Linked DNA regions of Homo sapiens: region 2 is linked to region 1. A link is an interaction called in ENCODE POLR2A ChIA-PET data of the cell type or tissue named here. Cell type or tissue: HepG2. All regions are shown on one strand. Each heading gives the region's core, and the rest is flanking DNA. Links, peaks and the distances in the headings are about the cores only.

Region 1 (8,029 bases), core at 689-5,688:
GCGACTTCATCTGGGGCGTCGTGCGCAAAGGCCTGCAGTGCGCGCGTGAGTAGTGGCCCCGCGCGCCTACGAGAGCGGAAGGGGCAGCCAAGGGGCAGCGCAGTCGCCGCGGGTCAAGTCGCGGCAGAGGGGGTCGGCGGGGACAGCTCCCGAGGACTAGGTCCGTTACTTTCGCCCCATCGCTGAAGAGTGCGCGAAAATGGTTTATCCCTTGTCGCACTCCACTCGTATCTGGGCCACAGATGAGCAGAGGTGGCTGCTTATATGTAAAAATACGCTGATTTTAAGTTTCTTATCTTTAAAATGCCTTGGCCCTTCTTGAGAAAGGGTTTGTGCCTACTGTCCTCGGAGTCCATCTTCCCAGGCTTGCCTCTTCTCAAACACTCATGACCCCCTCCAGAACCTTTAGGGTGAAGGGAAATTACCACCTATGGGAGGGAGCCTGGAAAAATTTAGAACCTTTGGTGGGCCCCCTGCAAGCAGGAGTTTTGTTGAGTCTTTATTTAGCAAACACCCTTTTCTGACCCAGTGAATCAGATGCTAAAATATGCACGCAGCCACACACCCAGCAGTCCTTCTGCACCCCTGGGAATCGCCAGCAAGCAAAGGTTGCTCTCCCCTGGGTAGACACCAGCTGGAATCACCAGGGGTGCTTTTACAGTCCTCCCCGCTAGCCTGGATCCCACCGCAGACCTGTTGAATCAACTGCTGGGAGTGGACCCTAGGCATCAGTAAATTTTAAAAACTCCCCAAATTATTGTAACATGGAGTCTGGGTTGAGCATCACTGCTCTGGCCTATTTAGGAACTTGTGGATGGATAGTGTCCCAGGTCTGTGTGTGCATGGAGACCCTCTCATCCGGTACAAGAGGACATCACAAATTCAGCTGGGGGGAGCACAAAGTTGTGACAGAATGCAAAGAATGAACAAGGGGCCGAGCGCGGTGGCTCATGCCTGTAATCCCAGCACTTCGGAAGGCGGAGGCGGGTGGATCACCTGAGGTCAGGAGTTCAAGACCAGCCTGGCCAACATGGTGAAACCTCATGTCTACTAAAAAATAAAAAAAAATGAGCCAGGCGTAGTGGCGGGTGCCTGTAATCCCAGCTACTCGGGAGGCTGAGGTGGGAGAATTGCTTGAACACAGGAGGCGGAGGTTGCAGTGAGCCGAGATCGTGCCACTGCCCTCCAGCCTTGGCGACAGAGTGAGACTCTGTCTCAAAAAAAAAAAAAAAAAAAAAAAGAACAAGGCTGGGACATTGCAGCGTTCTCAAAGAGAAATAAAGTAGCCATGGAGATAAGAAGCAGGATGATTTGGGCATGTTTATCAGAGGTAGAGACAAGGGAGAAATCAAAGATAAGTTTGGGCTTTTGTCTCCAGTAACTGGGAGCCTAGTGGCCATTTTTGCTGCAAAGAGGAAGCTGGGCAAGTGTAGCAGTGAGGCTGAAGAAAAGGGAATTAAATTTTGGCCATGTTCACTTGAAACGTCTTTTAGACATCCTAGTGAAGGTACTGGCACGGAGGATCTAGTCTGAGGGTTTAGGTCAGTGTTTCAGCCGTGGATCTGGGGCAGATGAATGTAGACAGACCAGGCCAGTGATCAGGACTGAGCCCAGACTTCATCGTGAGATATGGAAGTTGAGTCAGAATCTGCAAAGGAGCTGAGCAGGAGCTGCAGGGGGTAGGAGGAAAACTGGGAGAGTGTAGCCCCTGGGAGTCAAAGGGAGCAAGCTTCAAATGATGCTGAGGGGGTGAGAATGGAGAATGGAACACTGGATTCCATTTGGTAGTACACAGATCGCTGAGGACCCTGTCCCGGGCAGTTTCCTGGAGGAAGAGGCAAGCCTGGCTGGAGTGGGTAGAGGGGAGAGTGAAGGCGAAGGATTAGAGTGTATAGAGACCAGTGTCTTGGTCTGAGGGGAGTAGAGACAGGTGACAACCACAGGGCAGACGTAGGTTAAAGGTGTTTAGTTTTTCCTTCAAGTAAATGGGCAGATGTATTCCATATACGTTCCCAGTGAAGGGCCGGGTGCGGTGGCTCAAGCCTGTAGTCCCAGCACTTTGGAAGGCCGAGGCGGGTGGATCACCTGAGATCAGGAGTTTGAGACCAGCCTGGCTAACATGGTGAAACCCCGTCTCTACTAAAAATACAAAAATTAGCTGGGCATGGTGGCGGGCGCCTGTAATCCTAGGTACTCAGGAGGCTGAGGCAGAAGAATCGCTTGAACCCAGGAGGCGGAGGTTGCGGTGAGCCGAAATCGCGCCATTGCACTCCAGCCTGGGTGACAAAAGCAAGACGCAGTTTTTTGTTGTTGTTTTTTTAATTGCCAATGAGGAAAGGGGAAGTTCTGTGCTAGGCGATAGAGATCCAACTGTTGAGCAGGCCTCTCTGCCTGTGGCCTTCCGGCCGGTTTCCAGACGCCCAGGTGGCCAACATTAGAGTCCGCGTAGCAGTGTGAGGTAACCCACTGAGATAGGTCGGGCCTGCGGAGCCTGGCGAGCAGCGGCCCTCTCCCTGGGGCTTCCCTTCAATCTCCGGGACATTTCCCCGACCTGGAGCTCCTCCGCCTCACCGCCAGGCCTCTCTGCAGATTGCAAGTTCACCTGCCACTACCGCTGCCGCGCGCTCGTCTGCCTGGACTGTTGCGGGCCCCGGGACCTGGGCTGGGAACCCGCGGTGGAGCGGGACACGAACGTGGTGAGCGCGGGGCCGAGGGCGTATGGGAAGGGCGAGGATGGGCAGGCCACAGTGCAGGCATTCTCGAGGGCTGCCTGGGTGCCGCGCGCAAGGAGCGTTCTAATTGCCGATTTCCCGGCGGCACAGAGAGGCTAATTCTGCGCGGGGGCTGGGAGGGGAGCCTGGATTGCCGGCTCCGCAAGTACTCCACCCGCTGCAAGCGGACCCGGGCCCAGGCTGACCCAGGCTCCGCGCACGCGCACTTCCCGCACCTTCCCGCCCTCGCCTCCGGCCAGAGGCCACTCTTGTGCGCTTGCCCGGACGCTGGCACCCGCCCCCGTTCCCTGTGGTAGGTGGGGTCTGTGAGTGGAGCTCCGGAGCGATGAGGTCATTCCTGGGGGCGAAGCGTGCGTGTCCCCGCCCCGGCGTTCCTGCCCCAATGAGACAAGAGCTAGATCCCGGCGATCTACGTTTCAGTCTTAACGGTTGCGGCGCGGCTCTGGCCCGGGCGCACGCGCACACTGACACGCGTACACGCACGCACGCGACCGGGGCGGTGGTTGGCGGCTACGGACGCGCAGGACTGGGGGACGGGCGGGTACGGCTATGGGCGAGGCGGAGGCGCCTTCTTTCGAAATGACCTGGAGCAGCACGACGAGCAGTGGCTACTGCAGCCAAGAGGACTCGGACTCGGAGCTCGAGCAGTACTTCACCGCGCGAACCTCGCTAGCTCGCAGGCCGCGCCGGGACCAGGTGGGAGCCAGGGGGTGCCGGCGGGCGGGAGGGGAAGCGGTCGCTGGAGCTCCGCCCTCCCCGGTCCGTTGCCGCGTCCTGGGTCGGTGGGCAGCCCCACCCTCCTGGCTACGTGGCTCCCCGCGGGTCCTGGCCGGGGACCTGCCCGCGGAACCGTGCGTAAGACCCCGATTCCACCGCCTAGATGCTGGGTGCCGGGGCCCCCTTGGTTTCTGTCACAGACAGGTTGAACACGGAAAAAGCAGCTGTATGGCTTGTGGTAGACCTGAGCCGGGCATTATCCAGCTATGACTAAAGCCGACCGAGCAGTTTGGACTAGCACCTCGATTTCCGCGTTCGAATGCTCCTGCTCCCTCCTTGGGGAGACTAGGGGAGGATGTGGAGAGGGAAGAGTCCTCGCCAGGAATTGAGAAGTATGTTTAGGAAAACTTGAGAGGCAGAGAGAGATCCTGCTCCTCCATCTGCACTCCTGTATGGAGCCAGCTGAGCCCTCACCTCTTCCCTGTTCTGGCCTGTCACCAGCTGCTGGAATGTGGAAGATTCTGTTCCCTTCCTCTAGGGTGGATCTGGAGAAAGATTTGGGAATAGATAGGAAAGAAGTCTTGTTTTGGACCATAAGCATTCAGGAGCACTTTACCCACAGGAAGGGGGAAAGCTAGATTATAAAATGCCTAAAGAGGTGGAAAAAGAGATCCAGGTTACTAACCCAGGACTGTAAGGTGTCTCGGAACCTCCTAGGTATCCCCATTATCGGAGAACTGTGTGCCAGATGCCATTGGTGTGACCACCAGGCTCAGAGAACCAGGCCTAGGCACCAGGAAAAAGAAACAGGGACTGTGAAGCTCAGTATGCCTGGCAGAAATGGGGCGGAAATCCTTATTTAAGTAAAGAAAGTGGAGTTGTGAGTGATGCTTCAGATAAAATTTTACAAAATTCCTTACAAAATGGGTGGTGCTCAGCACGCCAAAATCTTAGCCCAGAGCTTGGGTGCAAGGGTTGAGTTGAGTGTAGACCCCTGGGCTTGTCTTCATGTCAGTCAGTCCTGAGCCATTTTCCACTGTGGAAAGGTGGGAAAACCACAAGACACTAACCAATTGAAAAGGAGGGCTAGCCACGGAGGTGCACACCTGTAATCCCAGCTACTTGGGAGGGTGAGGCAGAAGGATCACTTGAACCTGGGAGGCAGAGGTTGCAGTGAGCCAAGATCGTGCCACTGCACTCCAGCCTGAGTGACAGAGTGAGACTCTGTCTCAAAAATAGAAAAGGAAGCCAAGTACGGTGGCTCACACCTCTAATGCCAATGCTTTGGGAGGCCAAGGCAGGTGGATCATTTGCAATCAGGAATTCGAGGTCAGCCTGGCCAACATGGTGAAACCCTATCTCTACTAAACATACAAAAATTAGCCGGGCATGGTGGTGTGTGACTGTAGTCCCAGCTACTTGGGAGACTGAATCACTTCAACCGGGAGGCAAAGGTTGCAGTGAGCCAAGATCGTGCCACTGCACTCCAACCTGGGTGACAGGGTGAGGCTCTGTCTCAAAAAAAAGAAAGAAGGCTGGGCTTGGTGACTCATGCCTGTAATCTCAGCATTTTGGGAGGCCAAGGCAGGCAGATCACTTGAGGCCAAGAGTTCGAGACCTGCCAGGCCAACATAGCAAAACCCCGTCTGTACTGAAAATACAAAAAAATTATCTGGCCATGGTGGTGTGTGCCTGTAATCCCAGCTACTGGGGAGGCTGAGGCAGGAGTATCACTTGAACCCAGAAGACAGAGGTTGCAGTGAGTCGAGACTGGGCCACTGCATTCCAGCCTGGATGAGAGAGCAAGACTCTGTCTCAAAAAAAAAAAAAAAAAAAAAGAAAGAATAGGAGGCTGAGAAGTCCCAAGTTATATGTTAAAAAAAAAGAAAAAAACATCAGTTTTAGGCCAGGTGCAGTGGCTCACACCTTTAATCCCAGCACTTTGGAAAGCCGAGGTGGGTGGATCATGAGGTCAGGAGTTCAAGACCAGCCTGGCCAAAATGGTGAAACCCCGTCTCGACTAAAAATACAAAAAATTAGCCAGTTGTGGTGGCAGGCACCTGTAATCCCAGCTACTTGGGAGGCTGAAGCAGAGAATTGCTTGAACCCAGGAGGCAGAGATTGCAATGAGCCAAGATCGCACCACTGCACTCCAGCCTGGAAAACAGAGCGAGACTCTGTCTCAAAAAAAAAACCATCAGTTTTTATGGACAGTGGTAGAGTGGAGGGTGGGTCCCTATGGTGCAGAAGGGAAATTCCATGGTCCTGCTGTGCATCCGACTGGGATGGCTGTTGAAATCCTCTTCCAGCAGGCAGCTTTGGAAACAGAAAAAGAAACTCTTCCTCCTTTAGAATCCTGGAAGGGCTGTGCAGTGCCTCTAATCCAAGTCTGTTTTCTGAGTGAAGATAGGGAGGTTCATCACCAGAAGGGAAGGGGCTGGAAATGAGGTCACTGCATCCCAGCCCAGGGCTCCTGGGTCATCCAGGAAGGGAAGAAGGAGCAAGCTTTCTCATTGTTAGGTAGGAGCTCAGAGCCATCACAAGAACAAGTTAGCACCATCCCTGTGCCCTCCCTGTTCTGCAAACAAAATGATCTTCCTTCTTGCCCTGGCACTAGAGTCTGTCTGGCATTTCTCCTGCCCCTAGTACTCCTCCCATCTGGGTACTTCTTCCCGTTGGTGTACTGAACAAACACATCCACTGCTTTATTCACAGCCTCCAGCCCTCATTTTCCAGGGCCCACACCATTTGTTTTTACTAACCCGACAAGGTTGCCCACTGTCCCCAGTAAGGTTTGTACTGGGGTTTTTACTCCAGTGCTCTTCTCCATCCAGGAGACCTTTGGATACTTGGGGAAGAAAATGAGCTTAAATTCCCACCCCTCCCCCTTTACCTTTTTCCTGTAAGGCCCTGGCCTTAGTTCTTAGCCCCACATCCTTGCTGGCTGCAGAATAGCAGCGGGTTCTGGGTAAGGAGCATTCTGCTAAAACGCTCCACCCTGCTCCCTCATCTGTCCTCTCCATTTGTCCCCATCAGATGGTTTAAGTGCTTAAGGGGACTCCAGGGCGGAGTCAGGGAGAACCCTGGCTCTCCTGGGCTAGGCACAAGATCATTCTACAGGAAACCTTGTGGGAATTCTTCTGGGACAAAGTATTGGTCAGCGCTGAGCTTAGCTGTGTCTGTGACACTCGCATTCTAACTAGGGCCTATCTGACGTCAACAGGAAGTAAGGCTGATGCAGTGGGGCCAAGGGAGTCTGGGAGAAGAAAGTCGGTTCAGAGCCCTGGCTGCCCTGTCCCACACTCCACCCTTCCGGCAAGAATCCAGTCCCTAGATGAGGTGGGGAGTGAGTGGTCGAGTTAAAAATCTCTGGGTCGGGTACGATGGTTCACGCCTGTAATCCCAGCACTTTGGGAGGTGAAGGCAGGCGGATCACTTGAGGTCAGGAGTTCAAGACCAACCTGGCCAATGTGGTGAAATCCCATCTCTACTAAAAATACAAAAATTAGCCGGGTGTTGTTGTGGCACGCGCCTGTAGTCCCAGCTACTCGGGAGTCTGAGGCAGGAGAATCGCTTGAACCCAGGAGGCAGAACTTGCAGTGAGCCAAGATCCAGCCACTGCACTACAGCCTGGGCGACAGAGTGAGGCTTCGTCTCAAAAAAAAAAAAAATCTTTGGGCCAAATCTCCAGACAGCACAGGCAGGTGCAGAAACCCACCAGGAAGCTGCCTGTGTACCTCTGGCAGATTGGAGCCTGGCCTAAAGCTGCCTTTTATGCAGCTTGGGTCAAGGTTAAACATCATGTCACAGTGATTTTTCTCACTATGTGTGAGACATGGAGAACTGGCTCCAAGTACTACTCTGTCCACTGGTGGCTGGACTACTGATGTGCACCACTCTCCACTCCTCTCACCCTGCAGTGGGTCATGGCCCCGTGCCGGGGCAGAGGAGAAAAATGGGCTGCCTTCTCCAGGACAAACCCTCACTCCAACTCAACTAGGGTGCTGTGATCAGAATGTGCAATTGAGGTGTGATTTTACTGATTTTTTTTTTTTTTGAGACCGAGTTTCGCTCTTGTTGCCCAGGCTGGAGTGCGATGGCACGATCTCAGTTCACTGCAACCTCCACCTCCCGAGTTTGAGCAATTCTCCTGCCTCAGCCTCCTAAGTAGCTGGGATTACAGGCATGTGCCACCACGCCTGGCTAATTTTGTATTTTTAGTAGAGACGGGGTTTCTCCATGTTGGTCAGGCTGGTCTCAAACTCCTGACCTCAGGTGATCCACCCGCCTCGGCCTCCCAAAGTGCTAGAATTACAGGCGTGAGCCAACGTGCCCAGCCTGTTTTTGTTTTTTGTGTTTTGAAGCAGGGTCTCACTCAGTTCCCCAGGCTGGAGTGCAGTGACACGATAATAGCTTACTGTAGCTGCAATCTCCCGGGCTCAAACGATCCTCCCACCTCAGCCTCCTGAACAGTTGGGACTACAGGCACACCACCACACCTGGCTAATTTTTTTTTTTCTTTTTTTAGTAGAGATGAGGTCTTGCTATGTTGCCCAAGCTGGTCTCAAACTCCTGAGGAT
Region 2 (8,029 bases), core at 1,910-6,909, 250 kb before region 1:
GGTGGTGAGAGAATGAGGGGACAGCCAGATAGTGAGAGGGTTCAGAGCTCATGGGGTAAAGGCAGCCTCTCTGGCCCCTCCTCAAGACCAAGTGGAAGGGAAGAGCTCTGCAAACTGGCAGAGAACTTGGTCTGGGGCCATGTAGTGGAGGGGCAACACCCCAAAGACCTGAGGCTCCTCTACAATTTGTCTGGCCCCCACCCCTCACCCTGCCAAATATAGGCACAGGCCTGGCACCCAGTTGATGGTGCTCAGGGTACAGAGGAGTAAATAAAAGCTGGAATAGCAAACTCCACGGGGCCAGCTTTGCCTCGGGCACAGTGCTCCAGGTCTCCTCCCACAGCCACAGCCAGCAGCCTCCTCTGCCCTTGGAGGGCGCACAGGACCTTGTTGGGCCTTCGGAGGAGAAGTAGGGTTGGGGGCAGGTGGTGACTCTGGCAGAGGCTCTGTTTCCTCTTCCAGCTCCAGGGCCCACCCCACTGTGACTGGCAGAGTCTGAAGGGCTGGGCTGGCCTGGGTGTGGCCCCAGCTACGAAGATCCTCCATCCAGAGTCTCAGGCTCTAGGGGTCAATTTTTGGCTTTTGTAGGGAAGTAAACAGGAGGTGGGAATGAGGGGACAGATGCTGGAGGGAGGCTGGCAACAGGGGAAAGTTCCAGAGGGTCAGAGAAAGTAGAAGCATTTGAGTAAAATTTGGAAGGCTGAATTTTATTCAAGGAATCAGGGAGGGAGGGTGGCAGGGAGAATGAGTTCCAGGTGCCCAGTACAGCTAAGCAAAGCACCGGTATTGGAAATCCTGGGGTTGGTTAGTGAAAGCTGGGAGGAGCCTGTGGTTAGTTCCCAGGCGGGTTTGCTGGGAGAATCACCAGCCTCCATTTCCCAGAGGTCAACGGAGTGTGGTTCTCAGGGGGTGCCAAGCTCCAAGCATGAAGCCAAAAAGGTCAGGGATGTGGATAAGGTCTGGTTCATTTCCCTCCCAGACCTGCCTCACCTTGCTGTGTGACACTGGGCAAGTCATGGGCCCTCTCTGAGCTTTGGCTCTCTTTTCTTTCTTTTTTTTTTTTTTCTGATGCGGAGTCTCACTCTGTCGTCCAGGCTGGAGTGCAGTGGTGCAATCTCCGCTCACGGCAAGCTCCGCCTCCCGGGTTCAGGCCATTCTCCTGCCTCAGCCTCCTGAGTAGCTGGGATTATAGGCACCCGCCACTACGCCCAGCTAATTTTTTTGTATTTTTAGTAGAGACAGGGTTTCACCGTGTTAGTCAGGATGGTCTCGATCTCCTGACCTCGTGATCCACCCGACTCAGCCTCCCAAAGTGCTAGGATTACAGGAGTGAGCCACCACGCCCAGCCCCATCTTTGGCCCTCTTTTCTATGACATGGGGCAGTGTTTGAGCTTACATGGGCTCTGCGCTCCCATGACTTGGAGGCAGTGGTTGGGCCTCTGAGGCAGAGTAACACCACACACACACAAACACACACACACACACACACACACACACACACACGTGCATGCATGCAACCCTGGCTTGGTTTCCAGAGCCTGGAGCTCCCCCATCCAAGGGAGGCCCTGCGTGGACACCTATGATTATGGACATGGACCCAGTTGGCCAGGTGCAGTGGCTCACGGGACCCGGTGCTCAAGGCCCACGCCCATGAACATACACGTACGTGTGGGTGCCTGTGCAAGGGTGTGTGAGTCTCTATGCTGTGTACATGTGATGTTGCTTGGCTTCCCCAGAGCCTAATGCCTCCCACGGCTCCCCACTGCTGACCAGAAAAATCGTAAGGACCCAGCTACTCATGAGGGGCCTGTCAGGAGGAGTCTATGTGCAAGTCCATGAGTTCTGCAAGGCCAGGGCCCCACCTGAACCATCCAACCTCCTGGGCCTGGCTTACAGTTGGTGCCTAATAAATGACTGTGCAGGAATGATGGGCCTGCAGGTAAGACAGGTGAGACAGGCCAGATGACAGCCTCAGTTACCCCTTCCCCAACTTTGGGAAGGTGGTCTCAGCCCTCAGCAATCCTAGGACCCCTCACGGAGGCTGTTGGCAGGAAAGGACTCGTCCCAGATGCTGTGTCCTCGCCTGACCTTGTATTCTGCCCCACCTAGTGGCCCTAAGGGAGGCTGAGGTACTGAGCTCTTGGCTGTGACTAAGCGGAAGGAAGACAGAAAGGAGGGGTGATACTGGGGCCCTAGGGTTTTGCTTCTCATTTCTCTCTTTCCAAAGCACAGTTAGTTCCCAGAAATGAAGGTACCCAGAAACAGTGAAACTCTGGGCTTTCAGGGGCACAGGGTCCCCCAGTCTTTCCACCCTTGGAGGCACCACCAAGGGCCTGGGTAAGTCCCTAGCCCATGTCTACTCATGGAGTACTTGGGGCAACCACACTGGAGCCTGGTGGGGCTCCCAAGGACCTTTCAGGAGCATGTGGCCCAGATTGATTTGCTGTGACAGATGCTGGGTGGGAGGTGCCGGGAGCCTCAGGCTATGGGGGCTGGAGCAGTTGGGGCAGACCTCCGGGAAGGGAATGGTCACGTGGGGCATCAAGTGCCCCAGATGCCCCACCCCACAGGAGTTCCTTTCGTCCATCCTTTCACTCTTCCTCTTTTTTTTTTTTGAAACAGTCTTGCTGTCGCCCACGCTAGAGGGTAGTGAGGTGATCTCAGCTCACTGCAACCTCCGCCTTCCGGGTTCAAGCGATTCTCCTGCCTCAGCCTCCCGAGTAGCTGGAATTACAGGCATGAGCCACCATGCCCAGCTAATTTTTGTATTTTTAGTAGAGACAGGGTTTCACCATGTTGGCCAGGCTGGTCTTGAACTCCTGAGCTCGGGTGATCTGCCTGCTTCAGCCTCCCAAAGTGCTGGGATTACAAGTGTGAGCCACCCTGCACGGCCCCTTTCTTTCTGGCTTCCTCCTCCCTTCTTCCTTTTCTTTCATTTTTAAAACATTTTTTTAAAATTATTATTTTTAAATTTTTTTTTTTGAGATGGAGTCTAGCTCTGTCGCCCAGGCTGGAGTGCAGTGGCATGATCTTGGCTCACTGCAATCTCTGCCTCCCGGGTTCAAGCAATTCTCCTGCTTCAGCCTCCCGAGTAGCTGGGATTACAGGTGTCCACCACCACACCCAGCTAATTTTTGTATTTTTAGTAGACGGGGTTTCACTGTGTTGGCCAGGCTGGTCTTGAACTCCTAACCTTGTGATCCTTGGCCTCCCAAAGTGCTGGGATTACAAACGTGAGCTACTGCGCCTGGCCTATTATTATTATTTTTGAGACAGAGTTTTGCTCTTGTTGCCTGGGTGGGAGTACAATGGCGTGATCTTGGCTCACTGCAACATCTGCCTCTCGGTTTCAAGCGATTCTCCTGCCTCAGCCTCTCAAGTAGCTGGGATTACAGGCGTGAGCCACCACACCCGGCTAATTTTTGTATTTTTAGTACAGACGGATTTTCACCATGTTGGCCAAGCTGGCCTCGAACTCCTGACCTCAGGTGATCTGCCTGCCTCAGCCTCCCAGAGTGCTGGGATTACAGGCGTGAGCCACCGCGCCCGGCCTAAAATTATTTTTTTAGAGACAGGGTCTGACTCTGATGTCCAGGCTGGAGTGCAGTGGCGCTATTATAGCTCACTGCTGTCTTAAACTCTTGTGCTCAAGTAATCCTCCTGCCTCAGCCTCCCGAGTAGGTGGGACCACAGGCATGTGCCACCATGCCCAGCTCATATTTTTAATTATTGAAAAAAAAAAAACCCAATTTTAAAAACCACACACAGACTCAAATGGGCACAGCACCAAATTATGACACATTAGAATCCTTCCTATGTGCTCAGAGAACAGGGTTTGTGCTGAGCTTGAGATAAGGCTTCTCTTGCTGTCCCTGTCAATCAAAGAGACTGCAAGGTGGGCTTCAGACACAGTGCTAGCATTTGTAAACAATTATCTGTGAGAATCAGCGGTCACTTTGTCCTGTGCTACCAAAATCAAACACTGAAAGAAAATGGACATTGAGACCAACATAAGACTACAACTACCATCCCAGCCCCCAGTTCAAACATTTGTGTTCATTGCTCTTCGCCCTGATGGACTGTATGCTAAGAAAGAATTTGCACTTGCAAAATACATTTTTGCTAACTAGATGCTCATTTTATCTTTTTAAAAATATGTATTTCAGTTGCACATGAAATGTACTTTGAAAGAATGAGCTCCAAAGTTCTGGGGGGCTGAGACAGGCGGGCTGAGTGAAATGATGAAGAAACAGTGGCTTTCAGTGCGGGCCAAGAGAGTAGTGAGCAATGGTCAGTTATTGAGCTGTGGAGTGCCTTCAACAAGGGTTTTTAGACACATCCATCTGGTGCCTCATCCCAGAACCTCACAGGCCTAGGGACCTGAAATGCTCCCCATGACAAGGCAAACTTCATATCCTCACATGCTGAGACAGACTCAACTTTCAGTCTGGAACTGGGCTGGGTGTCTGTCAGTCCACGCCACCCATATCCGGAGTACATCAGAGTCTGGGTTCAGTGGCAGCCACTTTCGCTGCCCTCTCCTGCCCCACACCTAGCGCTCTGCCTGGCCCCTTTGCTGTGGGCGTGAAAATCTGGCACCCGGGCCGACAGGGAGAGAGCTCAGTCTGCGTCTGCTGCTTTCTGTTTGATTCATCACTTTCCCCTTCACCCTGGAGCCCACGTTGGCTGTGGGGCACCTAACTGGCTCCTGAGGCCCCTCTGGGGGGTTGAGGCCCTGGGCTGCATTTGGCCTCGGCAGCCTGCTCACGCCTCTCCTGACTGGGATGTCAGAGGACTAGGTTCAAACTCCAGCATGGCCAGCTGCTGGCTGTGTGACCTTGGGCATGTTAAGCCTCAGTCCCTTCATCCATACAGTGGGCCAAGGAAGGGATCCCTGATGTGCCAACAGATGGATTTATGACCACGTGTGTGCAGCACCTGGCACTAGTTTACACACTGCAGATGCCCGGTACTGTTGTCGCCAGCACTCAGGTCTAGGAGAGTGGTCTTCACAACTCTACCTCAAGGGTTGCCTTTGGACTGTGTCCCCACATGGTCACATTTGCATCTCCAGACGCCCCAATGCTGCTTCTCGGATATTCTGAAGGCATCCTACACTGTCAAGCTCCCCGACTGTTCCCCCCAGCACCCCAGTCTCCAACTCAGGGTGGCCCCATTTCCCCCAGGTCCCAATCAGATCCCTGGGCCCACTGTGGTCCTGGCCATCTCACATCCAAACCCTCAGCAATGGTTGTGAGTCAGTTCTGTTCCAGAATATCTGATGCCACTGCTACAGACCCCAGCCACCTCCAGACCCTGGACAAGTTGCAGCCTCCTGCCCCAGCCCCTTTTTCCTGGCAGCCAGAAAGAGCAGCCTCAATGCTTCTCTAACCCTGTAACTCAGCTCAAAAAGCTCTTTAGGCCCCTGGTCCCCAGAAATGCATTCAGAGCTCAGCCAAGGGGACCTCTCGGCACCACCTCACCCCTACATATCCCTACCCGCATGTCTGCAGAACTCCAGGCTTTTGTCCAGACTGTCCCTACTGCCTGGTATATTCCTGTCCTATCCGCCCCTCCTCAAGCCTGGTGTGATGACTAAGGCCTCCAGCTCCAGGTCACTCAGCCTATGCCAGAATCACAGCTCAGCCAGCCTATGAGCAAGTTTCTTAGCCCCAGTTTGTTTCTTCGTCAGTATAACGAGAGGGTTCACAGCCTCCATCTCTGAGGATGTCATGAAGGTTGAGTAAGATAATCCTGGAAGTACTTGGCGCAGGATGCACCATATTCTATAGGACCCTCCACTTGGTATCATCTCCCTGGTGCCTGACACAAAGTAGGTCTTGAGAGACTGAGGCCCTGGCCCTATACCTCAGGAGATGCACCCAGGAGCAGCTGCAGGTCTTCTAGAAAGCCCTCTAGGGACAGCCCTGGAAACCCTTGCTCCTGCTCCAAGGGTCCACAAGCCCAGGTAACTTCTGCGCTAAGCTCTGCAGGGGACAGCCCAGGACCTAGTTATGCTGGCCTCAGCGTCTCTGATAGTCAAATGGACACCAATGGCAGCCTCATCCTCCCTTCCTGTCCAGCTATGCAACCTGACCTGCAACTGCACCCTGCTGAGCCTTGGTGTCCTCAACTTTGTAATGTGGGGACAACTAAAAACCCCATGTGCCAGCCCTGGCAACATAGCAAGACCCCGTTTCTAAAAAAAAAAAAAAATTAAAAATTAGCCAGGCAGGGTTGTTCACACCTGTAGTCCTAGTTTGCTTTGCTTGGTCACGTAGCTCAGCCTCACACTGACTTCCAGGAACAGCAGAGGGACTTGGACGCCTCTCCAGGCAGGCAGGCCTGTTCCTGGAAAGCCAGGTGGGGTGGGGGGTCTTCAGGTGGCAAAGGAAGGACTGGCAGCTGTGAGCCAGAGAAGAGACCTGGCTCGTGCCCCAGCCCTGCTCCTGTCCTGCTAAGCCTCAGTTTCCTCATCTGTACCACAGGGATCTCTGTGAGCGCTTCAGGCACCAACAATCTGCTCCCTGGGCTCAGTAGGGGATATCTGATCCCACCATTTCCCCAGCCACATGCCCCAGAAGAGGGCCGCAGACCTAGTACAAGAGGGAGCAATAAGGTGACATCCTCTGCTCTGAGAGGTAGAGTGTTTGGGGAAGACCCCAGCCCCTGGGAAGGGGGCCACTTAGCCAGGCCTGCCTGCCACGGGGCATGGCTACTCTAAGCTGTCTCACCCTCCCCCTTTAGGCATAGCTGGGGCAGGTGGAGGTCAGCCCAGTTCAGGGCTTTCCATGAAGCTGAGGTAGGCTTCCCTGCCTTTCCCACTTTGTGAGCTGTAAAATTAGCCTTTCCTGACCATTTTCCTGCAGGACTGCTGTATGTGTGAGAGGTAGTCTTTGGAAGAAAAGGGGCCTCTAGAATTTGAAGCTTCTGATTTCTGGTTATGAGGCCAAAGATCCCAAAGGTCCTTCCAGACACCTCAGGAGGGCCCTGGGGGGCAGAGGCTGGGGGCTGTACAGCCAATTACCTCAGAGGGGAAGGCACCCACTCATTCCGCAAGCGGGGGAAATCCTGCTCTCCTCCCACAGCTACCAGAGCTTCAGATGGGACTCAGATCTGTCTGCACACCCAGGGCTACAGTTGGCCTAATGTGACTCTTACCTGCCCATAAACCTGGCCCAGAGGGCTTTATGGGCCAGAATCCCTGGGTTTAGTAGCTACATGGACAGCCATATGAGCACCACCTAATTGACTTAATTAACTAACCCCAGGCCTTTGGAAGCAATAGGAGATGAGAGCATCATACTGGGAGTCAGGAGTCAAGTGCTGTGTTACTTCAAGTAAGCCCCATCCCTCTCTGGGAAAAAAGATCAGGGATTGAATATAAGTCTTGCCATGATCCACCCCTTCCAGTATAAACAGGCCCTCCTGGCTTCATCCAAAGCGTATCCAGGTGATTTGGGGCCAAGCTGACCCTTGAACCCAGGTGTCCATGCTCTCTGTCCCCCAGCTTCTCAGCTCTGAAACCCAGCATGAGGCCCATGTCTGGCCTCCCAGTAGCTCTCCATGTGGCTCCTGGGTTAGGACTGGCTTCAGGAGCCCCAAGCCTTGGCTGGGTGGGATGGTGTCTCCAGAGTCCTTTAGTACCCCTGGAAAGGGAGGTCCTAGTCCCAGCTTGGACAGGGACAGGGCTGAGGGCACCAGTTGGCCAATTCAGTTTTAGGAACCAGGAGGTTGAGAACCCCAGGGATAGCCCCACTCCACCATAGGAACAGAATGGTGACACAGCTCTGCTCAGGCCTATGGCTTACATGGAGGGGCCAGGCCCATTAGCTCAAAGTCAGGGGCTGCTGTGCTCATTTCACAGATGCAGTACCTGCAACCCAGAGAGTACAGGGCCCCTGCTCATCCTCACACACCCAAGGGGTCCTGGGCCAGTCACATAACTCCACAGGAGAGCAGGAACAGGCTTGGTCCCAGTCTCTGAGGTCCTCTCTGGACCCAGTCTCTGGAGATGGGCCATGGAGG

Evidence for each region. Peaks named below come from ENCODE experiments on the same cell type or tissue, not always from the same donor. Only the 100,000 strongest peaks of a DNase experiment are listed, where the experiment ranks them.
Region 2: POLR2A ChIA-PET joins it to region 1 with 7 read pairs; 7 of 35 experiments call an interaction of 5 or more read pairs at or near these places.

What each region holds. Positions count from the first base shown.
Region 1 is chr3:50,332,572-50,340,600 of GRCh38, reverse strand. RASSF1 (Ras association domain family member 1) reads left to right here. Exons shown (of 6, transcript NM_007182.5): 1 at 1-45; 2 at 2,590-2,696. RASSF1-AS1 (RASSF1 antisense RNA 1) reads right to left here and starts at 3,090. Exons shown (of 1, transcript NR_109831.1): 1 at 2,301-3,090. RefSeq lists silencers at 1-25, 3,127-3,306, 3,377-3,686 and enhancers at 1-660, 2,227-2,316, 2,397-2,656, 2,484-3,055. In HepG2, for the core only: no CTCF peak of the experiment used is centred there; a DNase peak (open chromatin) is centred at 3,080; H3K4me3 peaks cover 2,478 bases; H3K27me3 peaks cover 247 bases.
Region 2 is chr3:50,585,139-50,593,167 of GRCh38, reverse strand. It overlaps HEMK1 (HemK methyltransferase 1, mitochondrial release factors N(5)-glutamine), which reads right to left. Exons shown (of 11, transcript NM_016173.5): 11 at 1-8,029. Among named protein-coding and RNA genes, the nearest start is that of HEMK1, 20 kb to the right of the region's middle. RefSeq lists enhancers at 2,231-2,340, 2,361-2,450, 2,521-2,580, 2,591-2,710. In HepG2, for the core only: a CTCF peak has its summit at 2,102 (motif pointing left); DNase peaks (open chromatin) are centred at 2,117, 3,957 and 4,767; H3K4me3 peaks cover 521 bases.